Regions from separate parts of the Homo sapiens genome. Here all the other regions are linked to region 2. Evidence: chromatin loops called from intact Hi-C (ENCODE). Cell type or tissue: heart right ventricle. All regions are shown on one strand.

What was found. Peaks named below come from ENCODE experiments on the same cell type or tissue, not always from the same donor. Only the 100,000 strongest peaks of a DNase experiment are listed, where the experiment ranks them.
Region 1: it touches region 2 in a loop (2.4-fold over the local background); 12 of 110 quality-filtered maps call a loop at or near these places.
Region 3: a loop joins it to region 2, with 2.0 times the contacts of the local background. A loop is called at or near these places in 3 of 110 quality-filtered maps.

What each region holds. Positions count from the first base shown.
Region 1 is chr11:100,977,298-100,985,297 of GRCh38, forward strand. It overlaps ARHGAP42 (Rho GTPase activating protein 42), which reads left to right. Exons shown (of 24, transcript NM_152432.4): 22 at 1,690-1,752. Among named protein-coding and RNA genes, the nearest start is that of SNORD13I, 47 kb to the left of the region's middle. RefSeq lists enhancers at 872-1,440, 1,441-2,007. In heart right ventricle, a CTCF peak has its summit at 3,064 (motif pointing right); no DNase peak of the experiment used is centred here.
Region 2 is chr11:101,124,451-101,132,450 of GRCh38, forward strand. PGR (progesterone receptor) reads right to left here and starts at 5,363. Exons shown (of 8, transcript NM_000926.4): 1 at 2,984-5,363; 2 at 1,557-1,708. The coding sequence starts at 4,620. It also overlaps PGR-AS1. In heart right ventricle, CTCF peaks have their summits at 3,842 and 4,048; DNase peaks (open chromatin) are centred at 2,831, 3,111, 3,801, 5,141 and 1 weaker place; H3K4me3 peaks cover 4,858 bases; H3K27ac peaks cover 3,741 bases; H3K27me3 peaks cover 1,012 bases.
Region 3 is chr11:101,060,377-101,068,376 of GRCh38, forward strand. It overlaps PGR (progesterone receptor), which reads right to left. Exons shown (of 8, transcript NM_000926.4): 4 at 2,071-2,376. Among named protein-coding and RNA genes, the nearest start is that of PGR, 65 kb to the right of the region's middle. In heart right ventricle, no CTCF peak of the experiment used is centred here; no DNase peak of the experiment used is centred here; H3K27ac peaks cover 2,331 bases.

The sequences.
Region 1 (8,000 bases), 150 kb before region 2:
ACATCCATCTCTCCGCTGAAGAGACTGCCACGCATTGACTATAAGCCAGGTCCCTGCTCTCCTCACTGTTTTAAAGCAGCTTCTTTCTCACTTCCATCCTACGCCCGCATACCTGAGTCCTCACTGATTTAAACAAGCTAGTAGAGAATGAGGAATATGCAAGGCAAAAGTGGGTACTTCTCATCAAAGGAAATGATGCAGAACTGTAAAGGCTGGTAGGAGAAGGGTACATAGACATGAGTAGAAAGTGGGTGAAGAAGAACAATGGAAACCTGGCTAAACAAGTAAGCAAAAAAGAGAGATAAAAAGTTTCTCTCCCTTTCATTTTGTTTTCCTGACATTTGCTGAGAATTTCCTAATGCTCTCTGAGCCATTACTGGATGTCTTTACATGAGTTATCTCTTTTAAGGTCTGCAGTGTCCTTTGGAAATGGGTAGTATAAACCACATTTTAGAGATGACGAGAACTGATGCTTTTCTACCGTTTCCAACCTAGGGTTCTCTGACTACAATTCTGTGCTCCTTCTGTTTTACCTTCTCCATTTTTAATATGATGGCATTCTTCCTGACATTTTAATTATTCATTAAAAGTCCAGTAAGACATTTTACTAAGCCTGTTTCTATAGGAACTGTGTCATAAATTCATTAGTTCATCCTTTTCTCTGACAGGAACCTTTTGGTTGCAGAGCATGTTCAATGTACCTTATCTCTTTTGGTTAGAAATCCAGTTACAGTGGTATAGGCAAATATATTTGTCAGTGTGTCTACTCCCCACTGTGTGTAGTTCTGCCCATTAAGGGAAAGAAATGTTAAGCCAATGTATTAGGGAAGATGAGAGAATATAAACTCCATTCTTGGTGGAGGAAAGAGAAGAGTTTCTCTTTTGTGATTGTACCCATAAAGTAGAAATTCAAATGATTAAAGTGTGTGTTCTATATTAGGTGTAAAATGATCTTTGAGATAATCAAATGGCTTGGCTCTGGGAGAAGAGTTTGTCAATTAAAGAAATAAGATAGATTTTTTAAAAATCTAGCTTAGAACATCAAGGAATTTTATAGAGTCTTCCAGTAAATATAGAAACTCTTTCAATTCTTTTTAGTCATACCTGATAGTCTTACCTGTTCAATTAGAACATATCCTCTCTGCCTTGCCCTCCATGATTTGAAACAAGATGTAAATCTACAGATTTGTTTATTGGCCATATTTTCAGAGTTTGCCCTTTTCACTTTACAGACATATGTTCACATATTAAAAAAATACATCAATAGTATTATAATTAGTGTTTTCTTAGCTAAAAGAATGAACAACAGTTCTTTTGTCATGTTGATTTGATTCTTTGCATCTTCACTCGTGGCTCCACAGGAGTCAATAGCCGTGCTGCTGGGAGCAGAGTAGAGAGAAAATGTTCCTTTTACTGCTCCCATGGTTTTCTGAGATAAAAAGGATGAGGATAGTAAGATCCCCAGAGGAAGTAGCTATTGGTTAATTACAGCCTGGTACTCTGTAAGCTGGAGGTTAGATCTAAAAATCTCATTGACATTAAAGGTTAAAACAATTAAAATTCCCTTCTAATTTTGGCAATGGTTCTCAACCATTTTTTGTCTTGTTTAACTGGCAATCATGAATTTCACTTTGAGCAGAACTGAATGTGATTGACTTCATGAAACTTGCATTTTAAATCATTTTTCAGAGTGGCAGCAAAAGCTCAACTGTTTGAAAATGTTGGTTCACCTAAACCAGTTTCTTCTGGGCGGTAAGTTCTCCAAACCCTTAAATGCATCTAAAAAAAAGTGGTGACATTGTTGCTTTGTATTGACATGACACTCTCTGTGACAGCTCCGCCTCTCCATTATGCAGATGGTCAAATTTAAGTCCACTGGCCCTTCACAGGAAGTCATGTCTGTAAACAGCATATATCATCTCACATTGTTATAGTGATGTCTCATTTGCTGAAATCTTCACAGTAGAAGGGCTCTAAACAAACACATTTCCTAGAAGATAAAAATTGCTATAATCCTTTATACATCTTTGATGACAGTCATTTTGGGACCACTTTTCAAAAGCATGTTCTTGATTTTTAAAAGTTATATAACTTTTTCTGGAGGAATCATCATGAATATCCATGGAAAAATATGGTTATCCTTAAGGATCTCAGAGATGTTGTAGAGTTAATTGCCCAAAGCGACTCTGTTTTTAGAGTACATAATTTCATTAGGGGTTCTCAGATTTTACATTCCATTCCATTATTAAAAGGATATGAGTTGTTACATCTTGCTTCTACTAATGTGCTTGCTTCTAAAGTTCCTACTTTACTCTTCTTGCTTTCAAATTTATTCTTGATCTACAGTGGGCTTCGGTTTTTAATTTGAATAATGGAATTTCATAAAGTCAGAGGCTTTTCATTATTTTTTTTTTTTACTATCAGCTGCTAGTACAGGTAGGAGACACTCAATGCCTATTGTTGAAAGAGCATATAAATGTGAGAACTTGAATAACAAACCTTGATTTTTCCTTTAGATGTACGAACACATTTTTGAGCATCCAATGTCTGGCTAATTGAGGCTGTGAAGGAAAGGAATCACAGATACTGTTGTATAGTTGTTGTATAGTTCCTCTAAAAGTTATTTAACCAAATAATTTTTATCAACCTGTAAAAGTATATGGACTTTTTCAGCAAACATTTATAAAGTACCTAGACAGTACTGGGCATGTGATAGTTATTAAGAATAACAATAACAATAACCTTCAAACTCTCTTTGGTTTTGTTCAAAGCCCAGTAAGGGCCCTCATGTATTAGGTTTTTTTAACTGCAGAGAGTAGAGCCACTTTGGTATCTTCCTAGAATAATGGTCAGTGCCTAGCATTTAAATAGCTGAGCCAAGAGCATGTGAACCTTACCTCTGTCAGCAGTGTCTTTATCTTCCTTTTGACCGAAGCATGGTGAAAACTAAGCCCCATGCATGTCACAGCAAACATCATTTCTCTGAGATTGTCTTGATTTTTAGGCTTTAGTGTAAGGGATTTAACCTTGCTACTTCTTCTGCCATGCTACGTAGTTGAATTGCTCACTAGATGGAGCCCTTTTATTAGGAAGCTCTAAAAAGTCAGCCTGTTAAGTAAAAACTCAGGTAATCATAATCAAAGAGGTAATCCCCGTAGAGCTTTAAGAAAACAAGCTATGGATGAAGTAAATCAGAAAGCTATCATATAATAAAAATACACTCAGATGTTCAACAGTCAAATCATACTTCTTTTTCTTCTTCTTTTTTTTTTTTTTTTTTTTTTTTTTTTTTGAGAAAGAGCCTCGCTCTGTCACCAGGCTGGAGTGCAGTGGTGCGATCTTGGCTCACTGCAGCCTCTGCCTCCCAGGTTCAAGTGATTCTCCTGCCTCAGCCTCCCGAGTAGCTGGGATTACAGGTGTGTGCCACCATGTGCAGCTAATTTTTGTAATTTTAGTAGAGACAGGGTTTCACCAGGTTGGCCAGGCTGGTCTTGAACTCCTGACCTCAGGTGATCCACCCGCCTCAGCCTCCCAAAGTGCTGGGATTACAGGCATGAGCCACTGCACCCAGCCAACTCATACTTCTTTAATATGTTTTTGCATTCTGAATACTCTAAATCAACTTTTAGTGGGGATCAGCATAAACTTAGAGCTCACTCAGCTCTACCTTCAGAGTTACAGTCTGTCAGTTCACAACACTTGTGATTTGTGTGACAACTTTTCACTGAGGCACAGGGGAACATGAATGAACTTTAGGTCAGACAGACCCTAGTTCAAATTTTTAGGTCACCACTTTCTAGTTCGTGTAACCTCAGAGTTACCAATGTTGGGGAATCTGTTTTCTTTATCCATACAATGAAGATCATAATTCTCAGCTTGCCACATTGTTGGGAATGTACACAATACTGTGTTTGAACATGACAGGTGCTCTGTAGATGGTTTCTACATTAATAACTATTATCATAATTATTGTTGAAACTGCTTGCCTAAGACACTCAAGCCTCTGATTAATATATTAGTGGTATTTAAACACTAACTCTTAACAGTTACCTGATATTCTTTTGTACTCTTAAATAAAACTGAATGACTCATAGAAGTTGAGGGAATTTCCCTGACCTTCTACAATGCCTGTCTCATTTTTGTTTTTTTCCTAAGGAGCTCAAGGTTACCCTTGAATTAGACCTTGAAAGAGATAGAACCAGTAGAGGCAGTAGGAAGACTAGCCATATTTTGGAAAGAGACCAGTTGGGAGATTTTAGTGGATGGCCTTGAGCCACGGAAAAGTAACCCCCCCAGCATTGCTGCAGGCACTGCAGGTCATTGAACACAGGGGTGATCTAATCTATGATGCACCAGAACAGATCATTTTCCAGCAGGTTGTGAAGGGGAGAGAACAGTCAACCATTTAGGATGGAACTGGTGAGATTTAAAAGGCCTTAATCAGGAGAGTAGCAAAGGGATGAAAAGCTATAAGGAGATTTTTATGAATAGGATCAGGATTGGGCAGCTGTTTTGATATTGGGAATCAGAGACAGGAAAAGAAGTTTCCAAGTCTCTGAGACAGTGTTGGAAAGAATGGTGGTTTAGCTTCTGATCTTAGCTTGTGCATATGTAGGAGGAAGGGAAAATTTTGGCCATAGGGTTTGAGGAGGCTGTGAGGGCCAATGAGAGGCAGTTAGAAAGGTGCAGCTGGAACCAGGAGACAGCATGGAGTTTGATGCCATTTAAGAAACTTCTACATAGCAATTACTCTGTATAGGTGAAGGTGAAGGTACCTAGCAAGGAGGCTTACTAAATGAAAAAGAACAAATGGCCAAGCATTGGTCTTTGGGGAATGGTTTTATTTAACGTTCAGACAGAGAAGAATGGACAGGATGAGAAGGCATGACCAACAGTGGTAGAAGCTGCAAAAAATGGTTTAGGAGATCAGGAGAGGACACTGGTTTTAACTCCTAAGACATCATTGGAGATCTGTAAGAAAGCAAGTTCACTGGAATGGGAGGGACCATGCTGCAAGACTTGTTAAAATGAAGATTCCAGGGTTTTGCCATAGACCTTATAAACCACAATGTCCAAGACTGAGGCCTCGGGAAGCTGCATTTTTGTCACCCTCCCCAAGTGATTCTTATGTACATGAAAGTTTGAGAACCTTTGGAATAGAGAAAAATGTCATAGTGCCCGGCACAGCCCTAAGCAGACATTGGTTATTTACAATTGTTTTCCTTAACCTATAAAATCCCTTTAAAAGCCAAATGTAGCTAGGCTGTGTCTTACCATTATAAAGGCATGTGGAAAATAGTATCCTTAAAACCTTCACCTGGGTCTCAGTTATACTCAGAGCAGAGATCCACTTTAAAGTAGTATAAACAGGCAAGCTATACAAATATGTTTTGAAGGCTGAATTGAGAATTAAGAGCATAAATTGAGAATTGAGTGTCTGGTTCATTGTAAACAATCAAATGTTTCTATTATCAAATTTTAAAAGACAAATATTTTGCTTAGAATTACAAAGGACAAAAAGCTCAACAAAGTTACCTTGCCCAGTGAGTTTGAGTTTTTAAAAGGCTATAAATCACTGGTTTAGAACACAGTTACATATGTAAGACACACATAAGATGCAGAAATCACCATAACACCCATAAGCAAAAAAATTTGTGATGTTTAAAATAATAATTTAATGATTTTCCTTTAGAAAATGTGAAAATTAATGAAGAAGTAAGTTAAAACCACTTATAATTTCATCACCTGAAGAAAACTGTTAAAATTTGGTGCACAGCCTTCTAATCTCATCCGTGGCAGTGGTTTCTCAAACTTCTTGATCTCACAACACCTTTATAAACTTAAAAGATCTTTAAGGATCCCCAAAGGGCTTCTGTTTTTATGGATTATATTTATTGATATTTACTGTATTGGAAATTCAAACATAACATTTTAAAATATGTATTTATTGAAAATAAGAATAAGCCTATTACATATTAGCACAAATAACATAATGTTAATGAAAAATGATATTTTCCTAAAGAGTTGAACTGTTTTACATTTTTTCAGATATCTTTAATACCCAACATAATACAAAATAAATGAATTGTCATATACATTCCATTAGCTTCAGAGCAATGATATCTTAGGCTTCTGCCTGCCCCTCTATCTCCCCTCCACAGGTTCCCTTGACCACCTTTTGAAAACTACTCCTCTGTGATAAACACACAGAAAAGGACACATGGGCAGGGATGCGGGGATGGTAGGGGAGTTCACTGTATTGTTGCTATCATAGTGCCCAACACACAATAGATGCTCAATAAAATTGTTGAATGAGTAAATAAAATGCACATTTTTAACCTAAAAAATACTTTGTTACTCACTTTTTCACTTCTTTTTCAATGGAATTGCAATATATATGTCTTTGACACAAGCAGCTTTAACTCTACAGGCTCAGGTGGAAGTTTTTAGCATTGAGGCATTCAGTATTACTTAGATATTCAAGCTGGAAACAGCCAGTGTTTGTTGGAAAAAAATCTTTGAAAAGAACATGTAATTAATTTTAAGAAATCTGCAACTAGGCTGGGCATGGTGGCACACTCCTGTAATCCCAGCACTTTGGGAGGCCAAGGCGAGTGGACCGCCTGAGCCCAGGAATTTGAAACCCTGTGTCTGCAAAAAATATAAAACATTAATTGGCACGGTGGTGTGCACCTAATAGTCCCAGCTACCTGGGAAGCTAAGATGGGAAGATCACCTGAGCTCCGGAAGTCGAGACTGCAGTGAGCCATGATTGCACTATTGCATTCCAGCCTGAGCAACCCAGTGAGACCCTGTCTAAAAAAAAAAAAAGCAAAAGAAAGAAAAAAAAATCTCCAATTAGTGCCAAAGGAACAAATGCAGTGCTTATTGGTAAACTGTCATGGGCAATTTAGGGTTCTTGCCAAGAACAAATTTGTAAACTTTTTGTCTTACGCATTAACATTGTTTCATTACATGAGTTCTTCAATAGCATTATCTATAGTTGCTGCCTAATACTTCATTAGATTGGTGTGCTCTAATTTATTTTTAAGTTCTCTACTGATGAATACTTAAGATTGTTGTGATTTTTAAAAATTTCCACTTTTATATATAGTATTGCTTTAGTATCTTTCTACCTCCGTGCACTCCTATTCCCTTCAGAAGTGAAACCGTCAATAGCATACAAAATGTGTGTATTTCTCATTGTTCAAAAGGCCTCCTGAAGACATTGTATCAATTTTGATGAATTTTTAAAATTTCTCTTATGTTTAAGATAAGCACTGGCAAATTTTGCACACTGACCCAATCAAACTTTTGTTAAGTTTCCTCATTAAATGCATTAGACGGCATTTAGAATGAGGAATGAGGCTGGTGGGCAGATTATTTTTCCAATGATAAGGGAAGAAATGGCTTTCAGAACTGTGCCATTACCTCACTCTCCCAAGCAGTAAGAGGCAGGATTTTCAAAATCTTTTTCAAAGAGAGATTAGAATCTTCTGAAGAGAGATACAATAGGTGACAGTGTTATTTTCACATCCTCTTCAATACACCAAGACAGTAAAAGAGGAAGCGTTAGCACCTGAGGAAACTTCACTGTTACAGAGTCTACATTAAATCATCAAAGCTCTCTGCAGAGTTAACACCTGCAGTTACAGATCTCGGCAGAAGAAAATTCCGTCTAGTCAGTGCACAGATAATTGAAAAGTCATGACAGGTAGTATTTTGTGCTGTGTGATTTTGACACATTTAACAATATGTATGTCTTTATTTATTTAGCGATATAATTATTCTGTATGCTTTTCCCCTCCCTCAACCAGTCCCATAAAATACTATAAATACAAGTAAGGAGAACATATATGTCTAAAATATTAATTACAAGATTTGGGGTACATTTTAAAGTGTAGTTTTGAAAATTAGGTCATTGTAAAGAATATTGTAATCACTTCTACAACTTCGGAGATTGTTTCCTTATCGATCTCTTTATAATTTGTCTTAATGGT
Region 2 (8,000 bases):
AGCTACTAACTAGTTTTGTGACCTTTGGAAACTCATATTTATGTCTTTGAGATTTGCTTATCTTTCAAAAGAAGGAGCTGGGGTAGGACAAATTGGGCTTAAGAGGATTCTAAGGGAGTCATTCACTTATAAAATTATACTATCCTTAGGAGACTTTAAGAAGAGAGGAAATCATATTAATGCAGAAGGCAATGTTTAAGAAACCAGAACCAAAGTCAGATAAAAATGGTAACTCCAATTACCCATTGGAAAACTGACTTTTCCACACAAAGAACTTCCAACTGTAACTGTAAATAAATAATGTCAATGGGTAAGAGCCACTATCAGTTGCCCTATTTTCTCAAGTACCACTTTTAACACTGCCTCAATTAGTTTAAAATGCAATCAAACCCCCTAAAGCTGAATATGTTCAACATCAGTAAAATACATTCATCTTTTGTGAGAAAAAATCATGTTCTAAAAATATACAAAGCAAATATTTGTTATGAAGAACTCCTTTGAAAGCTCCCTTAAAGTGAAATTTCCTACTACCTGCTTTTCTGCTTGTAAGGAGAGGGCTGTTGAAACAAACAAACAAACAAAAATCCTCAGAACAGGAAACAAAAAGCCAACATTCAGATCCTTGGTTCCTTGTCTAGGTGTGATCTCAGCACTCCAGAGGGAATCCTAAGCTTCATTTTACATAGTTATAGAATACATTTATTGCTGGTATTAAAATATGAAATCTTTCAATGTATTTTTATCTTCAAATGTAAAGATGTTTGGCTGCTTAGACTTTAGGTAGAAAGAAATTCAAAAATATTTTCTTTGAAAGTTAAAATCTGAAACACTATGCAAGTAAATCTGAAATCATTAAGCATGTAAGTTCAATGAGTTTAAAAACATGAAAGTTTTACTTAAAGCAAAATACTTCTTTAGAAATTATGTTACTGTGATGTCCAGGTTTTTTATTTTAAACTGTTTAATCCTGTCCTCTTATACACTTACAAAAATATACTGAACAAAAAGAGAATTCAAAAATTTGTTTAGAATTACTTCTTTGTAAATATTACATAAATATTCATGTAGTCAAAAGACAGTATCATGTAGAAAACTGCATCATATACATGTTGTGATATATGTTCGTGTATGTACAAATATGTATACGCATACATGTACATATGTGTCAACTACCATTTTTCTTTTAATCAAAATTTTAAAGTACTGCATACACATATACCTACATAATAGATATATAAAAGTACTATTAGAACAAAGCTGTTTCCTCAAAGCTAAGCAGTTAAGGAACAATAGTAGCACTGTCCTCAAGATTTTTATGACTTATGTCTAATACTGAAAGTGTTAGTCAAAGAGTATGCAATTATAGTACCCAACCACATTCCATTTTGAGTATCATAAATAAAAACATATTGTTAAAATGTCATCATATATTTTAAATTATATGGAAATATCACCATTTCTTATAAGAAACAAGGAATAATTGAAATCTATACAATATTAGATGGTCTCCATTTACAATTAAACCAATAATAAAGGATCAGGGGAAAGGAGCCTACCTTCCATTGCCCTCTTAAAGAAGACCTTACAGCTCCCACAGGTAAGGACACCATAATGACAGCCTGATGCTTCATCCCCACAGATTAAACAAATCTTCTGAGGTAATGACTCGAAGCTGTATTGTGGGCTCTGGCTGGCTTCTGAATCCGGCCTTGAAATGCAAAACAAAGTACTCCATTTATTTTTAAGTGCACCACTATCTAATACTAAAGGTTTCTTAAACCAGTATTAACAGGGTGAAAGGAGATTTTAAAAACAGAACTGTATATATACACTTGAAAGACATGCAAACTAAACTTGGTAATAGACTATCCGTAACTGGATTCACCATACTTGCAAATGATTAGCCATTCATCAGTAGCACCAATATAAAAGAACAATAATTAGTGTATAATATTATGTCCTAGAAAGTTAAAGTCGGTTAAAAGGAAATCTTTCTACAAAACTCTTTATATAGAAACAATTTAGTCTTTGACAAATGAAATGTTATGTCCTTCCTGTCTGTATGCTGGGTCAAAACAAATATGGTTTGGCTTTAAAAGTTCGATGGTACTTTGCAATGTTTTGGTTTTGAGTTTTTAAAACACAACCCTGTAATCATTGCTTACTTAAGCAAGTATATGTTTGTCATTTTAAAGTATTGTCCAATACACTGACACTGTTTTGCCTATTCACAACATAAGATTCCAAACAGAGCATTCTTTTTTTACATTCCATTACTTCAGTATGCAAAGTAGTGTTTTTTAAACCTGTATATAAAAAAAATTGTAGTGAATAGCAAGCAATAATAAGAAAACGGTGCAATGCAGTGACAGGCGTTTAAATCCACAGTTTAAACATTTCCCACGTGAACTTAATTTTAATCTTGAGATTCTTAAGAAAACTGAGCCACTGAAGTGTTCAAATCCCTAAGATGGTGCTGCTTTCGGTTCTGGCCGGCCACCTCTCAAGTCCCACCCCTCCCGGGGGAACGGTGCCTTAACTCCTCTCCAAGACAAGCACTCCTGGTAAACGTCCTTCTTCTAAGAAAGAAGCATTTCATAAAGCCCCCAACTCGCCGCGCACTTTCTGCCCCACTGGGCTACAGCGGACCTAGTGTGACGCTGCACGTTTTAAATCGGGGTTGGTTCTGCTTCGGAATCTGGAAGATTCGGAAAGTTAAAAAACAAACAAAAAAACAGCTTTCAGGGAGGCACGCCCCAAAAATAGTATATTCTGCGCCCACCTTCGTGTCCCCAAGAGTGAGGAGAGGAGGGAAGAAGAAGGGAGGCAACTGCCCCTGTGCTGTGTCCCGCTGCCCACCCTCTCCGGCCGCCCCGGGGAGCGCAGCGGTGCGCTGGGGCTGGGGCTGAGGGTTGGCGGCCGCCGCCGCCAACGGAACCGCTACTCCCGGACGCGCTGGGCGTGCCCCGTCCCGGGCCCTCACCTCAGGTAGTTGAGATAGGGCGGGTAGACCTGCGGCAGGCCCTCCTTGAGCACGGCGGCCTGGTAGCCGAGCTGCGGGAGCCCGTTGAGGCCGAGTGCAGGGTAGAGCGCGGGGGCCGCCCCGGCGGCGGCGGCAGAGGCGGAGGTGGAGGGCAGGCCGTCCCGCGGGAGCAGGCAGCCGCTCGCGCCCGGCGCCTTGCAGGGCGGCGGCGCGAACGGGCCCTGCTGGGGCGGCGCGCCCTCCGCTTTGTACAGGATGCACTCCAGGGTCGACCCCGAGGAGGACGCAGACGAGACTGAGGCACTGGCGGGTGCGGCCGTCACCGCCGCTTCCCCGGGTCTGGATGGGGTCGCTCGCGGCGGCAGCGGGGGCGGTGGCCCCAACGGGAAATCCGGGAAGGCTGCGGGGTTGGCACCGGCCACAAGGTAGGAACGCGGGGAGCGCGCGGAGGCCTCCGCGCCTTCCTCCTCCTCCTTTATCTTTAGAGCGGGCGGCTGGAAGTCGCTATAGAGAGGGTACGCGTCGTCCTTGGGCTCGGCGTCGGGCGGGTACGCGCAGTCGGGGAAGTCGCCTACAGCGACCGGGGTGGACGAGGCACAGGGTGAACTCCGCGGCGGGGCAAAGGCGCTGGCAGCCCCGGCCCCGCCGTCGTAACTTTCGTCTTCCAGCAGCTGCCGAGTGCGGGCTGCCAATAAGGCGTGATTGAGAGGCAGGATAGGCACGTGGATGAAATCCATCACCGTGGTGGCCAGCGGGGAGCGCCCGGGCGCCATCGGCGCGTCCTGCTCCACCAGGGCGACCCTGGGCGCTGAGAAGCGGGAATCTTCCTTGGGGACCAGGGCGACGCCTCCTGCTGCCGCCCCCGGCGGGACAGCCGCGGCTCCTCCTCCAGCCGCCGCGCCACCCAGAGCCCGAGGTTTGCCCTTCAGAAGCGGACCCGCAGACTCCTCGGACTCAGAGCCATCCTCCTCCTCAACCTCCACCGCAGCGGCCTGCGGAGACGGCTTCACTGGGGCCCCGGACCAGTGAGGGCTCTCAGAGGCCGGGAGCAGCAGCTGCCGGGCTGGTGACAGGCCCCGGGGCAGCACTTTATGGGCAGCTGCCGTCCCGGAGCTGTCTCCAACCTTGCACCCGGACCGGCTCATGAGCGGGGACAACACCCGCTGGGTGGCGGGGGCAGCCGGTGGATCTTCGGGAAGTTCGGGGCCAAACAGGCACCAAGAGCTGGTGACCTCGCAGGCGGGAGGGCTGGGTTGGCTCTGCCCGGGACCTGAGGGCGCCAACAGAGTGTCCAAGACACTGTCCAGCAGTCCGCTGTCCTTTTCTGGGGGACTAGAACTGCTGCCTCCAGCACCCCTTGTAGCTTCAGCTCTGGAATATGCGCCCTCCACGTCCGACAGCGACTGCTGGTCCTGCGTCTTTTCGTCGGAGGGGTCCTGTCCCTGGCAGGGCCGAGGGAAGAGTAGCCCGTCCAGGGAGATAGGTATGGCCGAAACTTCAGGCAAGGTGTCCGAGGTCTGGCTCCCCGGGAACGGACCTGCGGCTGGGCGACACAGCAGTGGGGATCCGACCTCGGGGGAGGGCGGGCCGCCCGCCACGTGGGGAGCCCGGGGACCCTTTGCCTTCAGCTCAGTCATGACGACTGGACTCCCCTTTTCTCCTCCCCCGTCTCCAGGAGGAGGGAAAAGGGAAGGAGGAGGGGGTTTCGGGAATATAGGGGCAGAGGGAGGAGAAAGTGGGTGTTGAATGTGGCTGGACCGGAGGGATCTCCACCTCCTGGGTCGGGGGCGGGGGAGGGCGGCGCTGGTCAGCTCCTGCCCTTGGCCTCCATCCTGTCGTCAGGGGAACTGTGGCTGTCGTTTGTCCCAGCGAGCGGCAAGTGGGGAGCGCAAGAAAAAGTAGTAATTGTTAGGAGATCTCGTCTCCTAACTCGGGGAGTTCTCCAAGAGAGTTCTCCAACTTCTGTCCGAGGACTGGAGACGCAGAGTACTCACAAGTCCGGCACTTGAGTGGCTGCGGCTGCGACGGCAATTTAGTGACACGCGGCTCCTTTATCTCCCGACTTTTTCTCTGGCATCAAACTCGTGCATGCTGTGAAGCTCTCAGTCCCTCGCTGAGTTCCACTGCCCCCTCACTAAAACCCTGGGGCTAGTCGGACCTCTCGGTACAGCCCATTCCCAGGAAGGGTCGGACTTCTGCTGGCTCCGTACTGCGGGCGACAGTCATCTCCGAAGATCTCAGATCCCAGTAGTGCGGGAGCACTAGCCGCCTCGGGTTGTAGATTTCACTCAAATGACAAGTGAAGCTAGTTCTCATTGAGAATGCCACCCACACGCACAAATACAACAAGGCTTACCCCGATTAGTGACAGCTGTGGACTGGCCAGACAGCTTTCTAACAACGCCTCCTCCTCTAGGGAGGCCCCGCCCAAAGCCCCTCCCTACCCCAATTACCGGTAGGATCTGAAACTCTGGAGTTGGCATTTCCACCCGTTATTCTGAATGCTACTCTCAATAGCAGGTTCTTTGGGATGGAACCTCATAAGCATATTACGTTTTGTTTTGCAAATTAAGAATTATGCCCTATCTAATTGGAAAAATGAATAGATTCTATCAGAAGTAGAATTTTTGTCACCATTTTAAGATTTCAGTTTTGTAAAGATTTAACACAGAGGAAGACATTTGGCTACATTATCTTTTAAAATAATAAATGTATCAAGGACGATACTAAATAAGAGATTCTCTCCCTTATGAGTTCCATAAAAGTGAATGCTTTCAAGTTTCTCCTGCTGCGACCAACATGTCCTGCTCCTCTTGAGTATCCTCAGCGTGACAAAGAAATTTGGGAGTGGGAGATGGTAACACCTCTGTATCTATGATGGAAGTTTGGATGTTGTGTGCCACACTTCGATTTGTCTTAAGGAATGTGTTCCAATTTTTAGTAAATAGCACTTTAAGGAAAGTTTCCTTTAGCTCCAGCTTATACAGTGTGCTACATCATAACATCCTCAGTAGAGATGTTGAACAGTACTTTTTACCCTAAATATTCTTAGTCTGAAAAGTAATTATCTTTGAGCTTATAAAATGGATCCCCGCTAAATTCATGAAGTCAGTAGAAAAAGGGAAGAATATTGCAATATATATTTTAGATACACAGTCATAAACTGTATTTGACCCAAGACCATTGGGTATTTTAACATCATCTTAAATATACCTTGTTCAAAACAGAGTGAATGATTTGCAAATTTTCTTGTAGGACCTCAAGGTCTAGCTGTGCTAATGACTCATAGTTTATCTCAACCATGTATAAAGAATGCAGAAGACTCCAGAAGGTGGGGGAGCCACTAGAGGTAAGGAGCCTGGACCCCTCGATCATCTGGGGAGGGGCTATATGAGTGAGAAACAAACCTTTATCATGTTAGGTTACTAGGATTTGGAGTTGGTTGTTCTAGTAAATAGTTTACTCTGATTAATTTTAGATATGTGGAAGTTAGGCAGATAGAGGAAAGGTAAAGAGAATTCTGGGAAGCAGGTATAGAATGTTCACCGGGCATCAAATGGCAGGATATAATATGGCAACTGCAAGGGGACCATTATGAATAGAACAGGAGCAAGTGTGGGCACAGAAGTATATGAGACTAGAGAAGTAAACTAATTTATTAATATCATTATTGTTGTTTTCAGGCTTTCTCTTTCCAGCCTATCTTAAAACAGTTACCATGCTTTATTGAGGTGTAATTCCAGTATCATACAGCTCACTCAAAGTATCAGTTCATTGATTTTTCATGTACTCAGAGTTGTGCAACCATCAGCACTATTAATTTTGTAACATGAGTATGACTCTAAAATCTCAATACCCACTAGCAGTTATTCCACATTTCCGCCTAAATCTCCCAGCAGCCACTAATATGCTTTTTGTACCTGTGATTTGGCTATTTTGGATCAAGGTTCATCCATGTTCCACATGAATCAGTACTTCACTCCTTCACTCCTTTTTATTGACAAATAATATTTCATTGTATGGATAAACCACATTTTATTTATCCATCTCTATCAGTTGTTGGACATTTGGGTTGTTTACACCTTTTGGCTACCATGAAAAATCCTGCTAATGAACATTCATGTACAAGTTTTTGTGCAGCGTATATTTTCCTTTCTCCTGGATATATGCATAGGAGTGGAATTGCTGGTTCATATGGCAACTCTAGGTGTGGTCTTTGGAGTAACTGCCAGACTATGGTTCAAATGATTGTACTTCTTACATTTCCACCAGCAGTGAATAAGGGTCCTAGTTTCTTCACATCTTTGACAACATTTTTTATCTGTCTTTTTTGTTATAGCCCCCCAAGTGTGTGAAGTGGTATCTCACTGATTTATTTATATTTTCCTGATGGCTAATGCCACACAGTGTATAGAATTTGTAAAATCAGGACAGCATTGCCAGGTAGTCTTGTAAGCCTTTTACCTGTGTTAACTGTAATCCTTCAACAGTCTCACAAAATAGGTACTGTTATCCCAATTTCATAGTTGGGAAAACTGAGGCACAAGGTTACCCAGTATTATAAAGTTAAGTACTGTAACCCAAACCCAAGACATCAAATGACAGCCTTCTTAGGAGTGTGATTTTAAATGTCAGATGCCATATAATTTGATTTTCCGGTCGCTGCTGTAAAATTGGCACTTGGCCTCATTTTAAATCTGACAAACTATATTTGGCTTGATTTTGGTTGGTTATAATAATTCCCTTGTCAGAATGTCTGGGGAGGTTGTTTCCAAAAGATTGAAAATCTTGAAGTGGGAAAACAACAATAAAGATGTCCAGCATGTCCTAAATCACCATTATTCCATAAATTTTGATGCTGGGTGATTAGCATTTTTGGCACAGGAACTTCCCAAATGTATGAATCTTTGAATGAACAAAATTCACTGATTAAATTCAGGTGTGATGGGGCTAACTTCAAATATTCCTGAAGACTGTTTTTGGAGAAGAGGATTTAAATGTGGAAGTATTTTTTCTA
Region 3 (8,000 bases), 64 kb before region 2:
AAAATGCATCCACACCATGAGCCCAGCCTTGTGGCTTTTCTTTCTAAACCACTGTATAATTATTAGATATTGAACACAGCAGGTACATAATAGACATTTATTGAGTGAATAAGTGAATAAAAACTGTAAGCTTATTTCAAGTCAATTGAAATCAGTTTTAAGTAGCTAATAATACTAAAGTACTTTCTATACATGTGTCCATCCAAGTCCTTTCTCAGAGGTCAAATAGTCACTCTAGCTCACTGACCATTTTCATAATTCATTCAATAGTGCTATTCCCAAAATGCAGACCATGAAAATATGGCTTTAAAAGTCCACAGGCCACAAGAGACTTTGATAATCTCAATGTTTCCCTGTTTGCAATTAATGGAAACAGTATGGGTAATACTAGTGTTGCCATTATTCTGATTTACTACACAAAAATTACATTTTGCAGCATTAAAAAAGTTGCCACCAAATTCAATGTAAGAGTTTTCTCTCATTCCTTTTTGTGGTTGTGTGGGGGTCAAAAAGTCCTGATAGATAACGGTTTCCGGTTAAAAAGGTCACTTAGCTTTTATCCAAAGTGAATAAGTCATCTTTTCAAGTATAACTGGTTATTTTCTAACGTTACCAGCTGATGCTAGAATCTTTTTAAATAGTAAAGAACCTCCAAAATTGCAAACAAAAGGAATATAAACTATATCAACAAAAACCAAAGAAATCATATTTTCCAAATAATAGAACAATGGAGAAAAATTAAACACATGTTTAAACACTCATTTTTAAACAGAAAAAGTTCATCAATGCTATTGGGTTATTTTTATTTATTAAAGCTCTGTCAAGTTTGATAACCACTATGTGATAAATCTTAAACATTTAGAATGTTCAAAAAATTATTGTCTGTTTAAGGCCTTTTGGTGAGACTGAAGCCAGTAAGAATCTGGGCATTTTGATTTTTCTATAAAATTACTTCATCTCCACTAGAATACTGAATTCTATTAACTTTTCTTAATATGTATTTTTTGAAAGATTCAACAAACAGGTATCTATTTTTCTTTCTGTTTCATGTAATTGAATTTTCAGTAACAATTCATCTATTGTATTTCAAACCTTTTAGGTAGAATAATAACTGAGAATTATATTAAGGAGAATTGGGAAGAAATTCTTTTTCTAAAAGTGCCATTGAATTTACTTGGGGACTAAAAGGACATAATATGTTTAATTCTTGATCAGATATTAGAAAAATAATTTGTCTATAGCAGTATAAGGGTATTACTGATGTGAAGAGAATGTAGTTTTTTAAAAAGTTCTATTTCTAATTATAGGAGTAATGCCTTCACAAACAATTGCTATACATGTATTCTCCTGGCTCTGCAGTCTAAGATTTAACCAAGTGAGAATTTCATCCTTGTTATTCTTTCAAGTACTTGGCTCCTACAGAGCTGTGCTGAGGGAGCAAAAATAGCTGATAAGTAAAGTGACTGAAATTCTTCTGTGATGATATAATCCAAGTTCTCTCTGTTGCTGGGCGATATACTCTCTTTGGGTATAAATTAGAGGAATAGTGACTAGAGATTCTTTTCTCTGTGTGCTATTATTTTTTAAAGTAATTTACGTTAGGGAATTTTGTTTTCTTAATTTACTTTTGACACCTTACTGTACTCTGAATACTACTTTGATTTGTTATATGACTTTATACATTCAGTTTTATTTTCAACCAAATGAGGTTGGTTGAATTAAGGGTTAGAATAAATAGGGCATTTATAAAAAATGGTCCATTTATCATTTCTGAGCTACTCTAATATCTGTGGTTGAACACATAAACCTAAGCTATTTCTTATTAGCATAAGTTTAATGTATGCAATTTCTGACTCATCAGTAAGACTCAGTGTGTTCTCTAATTTTTTATATTTCTGTAACACATATTAGGGTCCTAGACAAATATTTTGAACTGCTCAAACACATACTATCACATACTGTTTTATATTGTAGTTAATTTACTGCATAGAGTGTTTTATTTAACAATGTACTAATACAACAAACATAGTATATTTTTTATTACATGCTGTATATAAAAATTATTATTACCTGGCAATGATTTAGACCACTTGACTACTGAAAGAAGTTGCCTCTCGCCTAGTTGATTAAGACTTGTCAGCAAAGAACTGGAGGTGTCAGGTTTTGTGTTGTCATGTCCTGCATAGATCACATCTGGTTCAATGCTCATTAACAGGTTGATCAGTGGTGGAATCAACTGTATGTCTTGACCTGGTGAAAAAGTGAATCTCTGGCTTAGGGCTTGGCTTTCATTTGGAACGCCCACTGGCTGTGGGAGAGCAACAGCATCCAGTGCTCTCACAACTCTGACTTTATTGAACTTTTTAAATTTTCGACCTACAGAGAAGAAAAAAAAGAAATTCATGTAAATATATATAAACTCCATATCCCAGTATAGTATTATTTTTCCTAAGTCTTAGAATCATAGCATTATGCATTTTAGCATCAATCGAATGAAATAGAATAAAAGTGTTAGATATTAAAATTACAAAAAATAAATTAAAACATGTAACTAACTCTTGATTAAAAAAAATTTAGGCCTCAGACTTGGATTAAATAATTAGTTACATCAACAATCACTGGGTGGGTGAGGTGTGGGTAATTATACCAGTATTCTGCAGGGGTCATGGAGCTTTTTAGGAGAAGATATGAATAAAAAGACAAAGAGTTTTAGTAGCGACTACGCTCAGTATTGGTCCATATTCTGATAGAACAGCCTTCCAAAATCTAATGCTACAGACTACATTAATTGAAACTTAGTCTATAGTGGTTGTTAAATCTTCTTTGAGGTTTTGTTCTTTTAAGAATATGTTAAAAGAAAAGCATTTGTTTGCCAGCCCCACAAAATCTTTTTATACAATTTCAGTAGGTTCATTGATCCCTTAAAATCAATCCAGCTCTACTTTTATGAGATCTAAGACTCAAAATTAATAATCCTTTTTCTAAATTAAGGAAAGAGAAAGTTTATACCCGTGCTGGTCAGATCACATTTGTATTTCTGGATGATTTCTGGAGTTTCTACTTTGATGAATTCTGATATGTTAGGGGAAAAAGATGGATGGTGAGATGAGTAGAATCTGCTTTATGAGAAATGATTGAAGGAGAAAAGGATGCTTATTTGGGCTGCTGGTAGTTCACAGACGCCTTGAGGAGAATTAGAGAAAGTTGTGGTGATGTGATATCAGGCTGGATTCAGCCCCACCTGCTTTGTGCCAGGCAAGGGCTACTTATCAGTATGAAGTAGCTGTTTAGCCAAGGGAAGGCTGATACCTGCAATTATCTAAGCAGAGGTTGCAATCTGCTGGCTCTAGTATCTGATCATGCCCATAGATACATTTTGTTTGGCTCAGACAATGCTGACCAGAATTATGAGACCATCCGTGAATTACTTAGGTGGCAACAATCTGTTAAAGTTTAGTTGCAATGGTTGCTTTTGGATGGGGCATGTGTATTCCAGTTTTTCCAGTTCCCTCCACAAACTGGTGGTACGCCAATGGTCTCTTTTCTTAAGTCTTGTCACTCTAGCTACTTATTTACCTGGTCTCTGTAAACATTTGTCTCTGAGATTTCTGAACTCAGGGTATTGTCATAAAGAAAAAGGATTATACTTGTTCTATAAAGCCCCAAGGAATGGCCAGGCATGGTGAGCTCATGCCTGTAGTTCTAGCACTTTGAGAGGCCGAGGTGGGCAGATTACCTGAGGTCAGAAGTTCGAGACCAGCCTGGCCAACATGGTGAAACCCCGTCTCTACTAAAAATACAAAAATTAGCTGGGTGTGGTGGTGGGCACCTGTAATCCCAGTTACTCCAGAGGCTGAGGCAGGAAAATCACTTGAACCCAGGAGGCAGAGGTTGCAGTGAGTCAAGATCATGCCATTGCACTCCAGCCCAGGTGACAAGGGAGAAACTCCACCTCAAAAAAAAAAAAAAAAAAAAAAAAAAAAAAAAAAAAAAAACAGCCCCAACGAGTTGAGCTAAAACTTGTAGGAGATGGGAAAACAAAACAATTGCCATGGTTAAAAAACAAAGGGGATTCAAAATTATTTGCAGAGATCAAATGAGCTTTCTGGGGGAAGGAATGAGTCACAAAGGGAAGGGAAGGAACAGTTATGGAGTATATAGCATATGCCAGGAATTGTGTGTGTGTGTGTTTGTGTCTAAGGGAAGATAATGTTAAGAAGAGGGCTAAAGTTTCCCTGTCCATGACTATAATCTTCAACAAAGGCACCACCTGTTTGTCACCTTTATTTATTTTTTCCAGTGTCTTTTGGCAATACATGTCTGCTAAATGAATGAAGGAATACATTATTGTCTTTTCCATCTCCCACTCTGAATATCTTGTCTTTATTATCTGTTGCTGTATGGTTTGCACTACATAATATTGTTTCAGTCAATGACAGACCACATATACAACAGTGTTTTCATAAGATAGTATTTTTTACTGTACTGTCTCTATCTTTAGATATGTTTAGGTACACAAATACTTACCATTGCATTACAGTTGCCTACAAAATTCAACAGAGTAACATGCTGTATCGGTTTGTAGCCCAGGAGCAATGGGCTACACCAAACAGCCTAGGTGTGTAGTAGGCTATACCATCTAAGTCTGCGTAAATGCATTCTATGATGTTCAATGATGAAATTGACTACTTCATGACACATTTCTCAAAATGTATCCCTACTCTTAAATGACGCATGACTGTTTTTGTTGCCTTCAGAGAACATAGCTTCCTCCACCAGGCTTGCTGCCCTGTAAGGATAGGGGCTAGGTCCATTTCACTCACTAATGTAGATCTGAAGCTTTATAAACTGCTAACTACACAGTGGACTCCTGATAGATATTTGCTAAGTTATTAAAGTAGTTGTTTTGACCTAACATAGCTTAAAAAAGAATATGAGAAGAGAGTACTAAAAAGGGAATGTGAACAGCAATGTGATTTTTAAAAACCACTTTGTTGTTTTTTTATATAGGATATTTGTTCAAAGAAGTTATTCCTAACCTTTATGCATAAGAACCATTACTAAGTAATGCAAGTAACAAATAAATCTGTAGAACTTCATATAATTGTACTCTTAGCATTTGTTGATTGAGAAAATAAGACAATGGCAAAAAGTACTCTGAATTCAGTGACTAGACAATGGCAAAAAGTACTCTGAATTCAGTGACAGTTTAGAATGACTTTGTATTATATTTTTGCACCTCTGAAAAATAACGACACCTGGTATTTTGGGTAATCTAAGCAGAGAATAGGCATGTGGGGTCAGTGGTCCCCCACTCCCCTGCCCGCTGCATTGACATCAGGAGATGACAGGCATGGGAGCTTTGTTGGCTGGAAGGAGGGAAGATTTGGGCTGAGACGCTGGGGGTGAGCAAGGGGGGATAAGAAAGCGGATGGACATGGTGGCTGAATAGTTGTCTCTCATTCAAGCTGATGGATGAGGTTTTGAGGGATTGAATCAGAAGCAGAGGTAATGATTTGGGGGAGGCTTAGGGGGAAAGAAGCTCCATTTGGAGAATATTTTCTTTGTGGCCAATCTACAGTATGGCTACCCCTGTACTCTGCCTTCCCTCCTGTTACAATTCATACTCCTGACATTTCAATACCAAATCTTAGTCCTTCTCACCCACTCAGGGACTTTTCTCTGAAATCATTTGCCCTCTTGTCTGCATCCTCTAATAGTCCCTCTCACACATAATGTATTCCGTGGAGAAATATCACTCTCTTCATTTCCTCTCCTCCAATTCTCCCTTGAACCTTCTCCAGTCAGGTCATTCCTCTCCTTATCCCAACCAAATTATTCTTGGCAAGGCCTTCAAAGATTTCTAAATGTCAAAAAACAATGGCCAATTCTCAGTCCTGGTCTTAACCCGGGTAAGTACTTAACACATTGATCGTTTCCTTCTTCTTTTAACGCTCTTATTCATTTGGCTTCCACATATTTCATTCTTGTAGTCACTCTTTCAGTCTCTCTGTCTAGCTCTTTTTCATCTTCTCAACTTCTAAATCTTTGAGTACACCAAGCTCAGTCCTCAGACTTCTCTTAGATATCTATGCTCTTTCTAGGTGTCTGCATCTAGTTCTATGTCTCTAATATCATCTAGACATTAATGATTACCAAATTTACAGTCCTAGACCCAGCTTTTCCAAGAAACTCTAGACTCAACTATGCAACTGTATTCTCAGCATCTCCACTTGTATTTCTAACAGACCCCTCAAATTAATATGTTTAGAGCAGAACTTTGATGCATTGGTCCAAACATGCATCTTCTAGGTTTGTAACTTCATTTACACACCTGCTGCTCTAGCCCCAAACTCTAGAGTCATTACTGATACCTCACTTATTTTCTCACCTCATATCTAATACATCAGCAAATCCTAGTGGATAACCATGAAAATATAACCCAAATCCAAATACCTGTTTCCACTGCTTGCACCATAATTTATGTCCCCACAATCACAGTTGGACTATTGTAACATATGCTGGCTGGTTTCCCAGCTTTCACTTTTTGTAGACTATTTTCTATACAACTTTAAAGACTTAATCAGACTATGTCATTCTTGCTTGATATTTTCAGTGACTCCTGATCCTACTTAGAATGAAGTTAAAATTCATATCAAGCTCTACAAGGCCCAACTTACCCTTGCATAGATGGTCTCTCTTCTATTCTCCCTCATGCTCCACCCATATTGATGCCCATCTTGCCCTTGAAGTGTGTTTCTGCCTTGGGGTCTTACACTGACAAGTTCCTCTGCATGAAATGATTTTTTCCTTGGATATTTGCATGGCTTGCTTCCTCACCTAATTTATATTTCTGCATATCGCCTTATCAGATAGCTTGTTTTTATCTATCCTATAGATATTTATAACATATATACCCAAAATACACAAAGAATTCCTATAAATCAGAAAGAAAAGGCATGAACAGATATTTCACAGAGGAAGAAATATATAGATGACAAAATACAACAATATGACTGACCTCATTATTAACCAGAGAAATGCAAAGTAAGACCACATGAGACATCATCTACCTAAAACGGCAAGGACACAGAATACAGGAACACACAAAACAATGAAGAGCTGCCATGGAGTGTAAACTACTACTACTTTAAAAACAATCTAGCATTATCTAGTAAAGCCCAGCATGAGCATGTATTACAGTCAGAAATTTCATGCCCAGGTGTGCAGGTTACCTACAGAAACTCTCACACATGAACCACCAGAATACATGTAAAATAATGTTCACAATTGAACTGTAGGTAAAGCACAGCAAATATCAAGTGGAAGTACATGTCAATACATGAGAATAAATAAATGGGAGATACTCATACAATGAAATCATACAGTGTAGGAAAAAACAAACCAGAATAATACAAATCAAAATAAAAAACACAAATATAATATTAGGCAGTAAGATCAAATTGCATAAATATACATAGCATTTCTATGGAGTAGAAAAAAACATCTCAAAACTAAAAAATCTATTAGTGAGAAATACATAGATATTAAAAAATCCTACAGAATAATATAAGAAAATGACCAACTCCAAATTAAAGATATAGAGGTTTCTGGAGAAAGATAAAGAGGAATGTGATAAGGAAGAAATATGCAATCAATTTCAAGTGTAGTGATAATATTCATATTTTCTTAAGCCAACTGAGTCCAGAGGTGGATGTTAATCATATTGTTTCTATATGTCATTTGCTTTATGTGCATTTTTTTATGAATAAAATATATTAAAAAGTATGGCTTATTCTTAGGATACAAAATCAATGTGCAAAAATCACAGTCATTCCTATACACCAATAATAGACAAACAGAGAGCCAAATCATGAGTGAACTCCCATTCACAATTGCTACAAAGAGAATTAAATGCCCAGGAATACAACTTACAAGGGATGTGAAGGGCCTCTTCAAGGAGAACTACAAAACACTGCTCAAGGAAATCAGGGCACAAA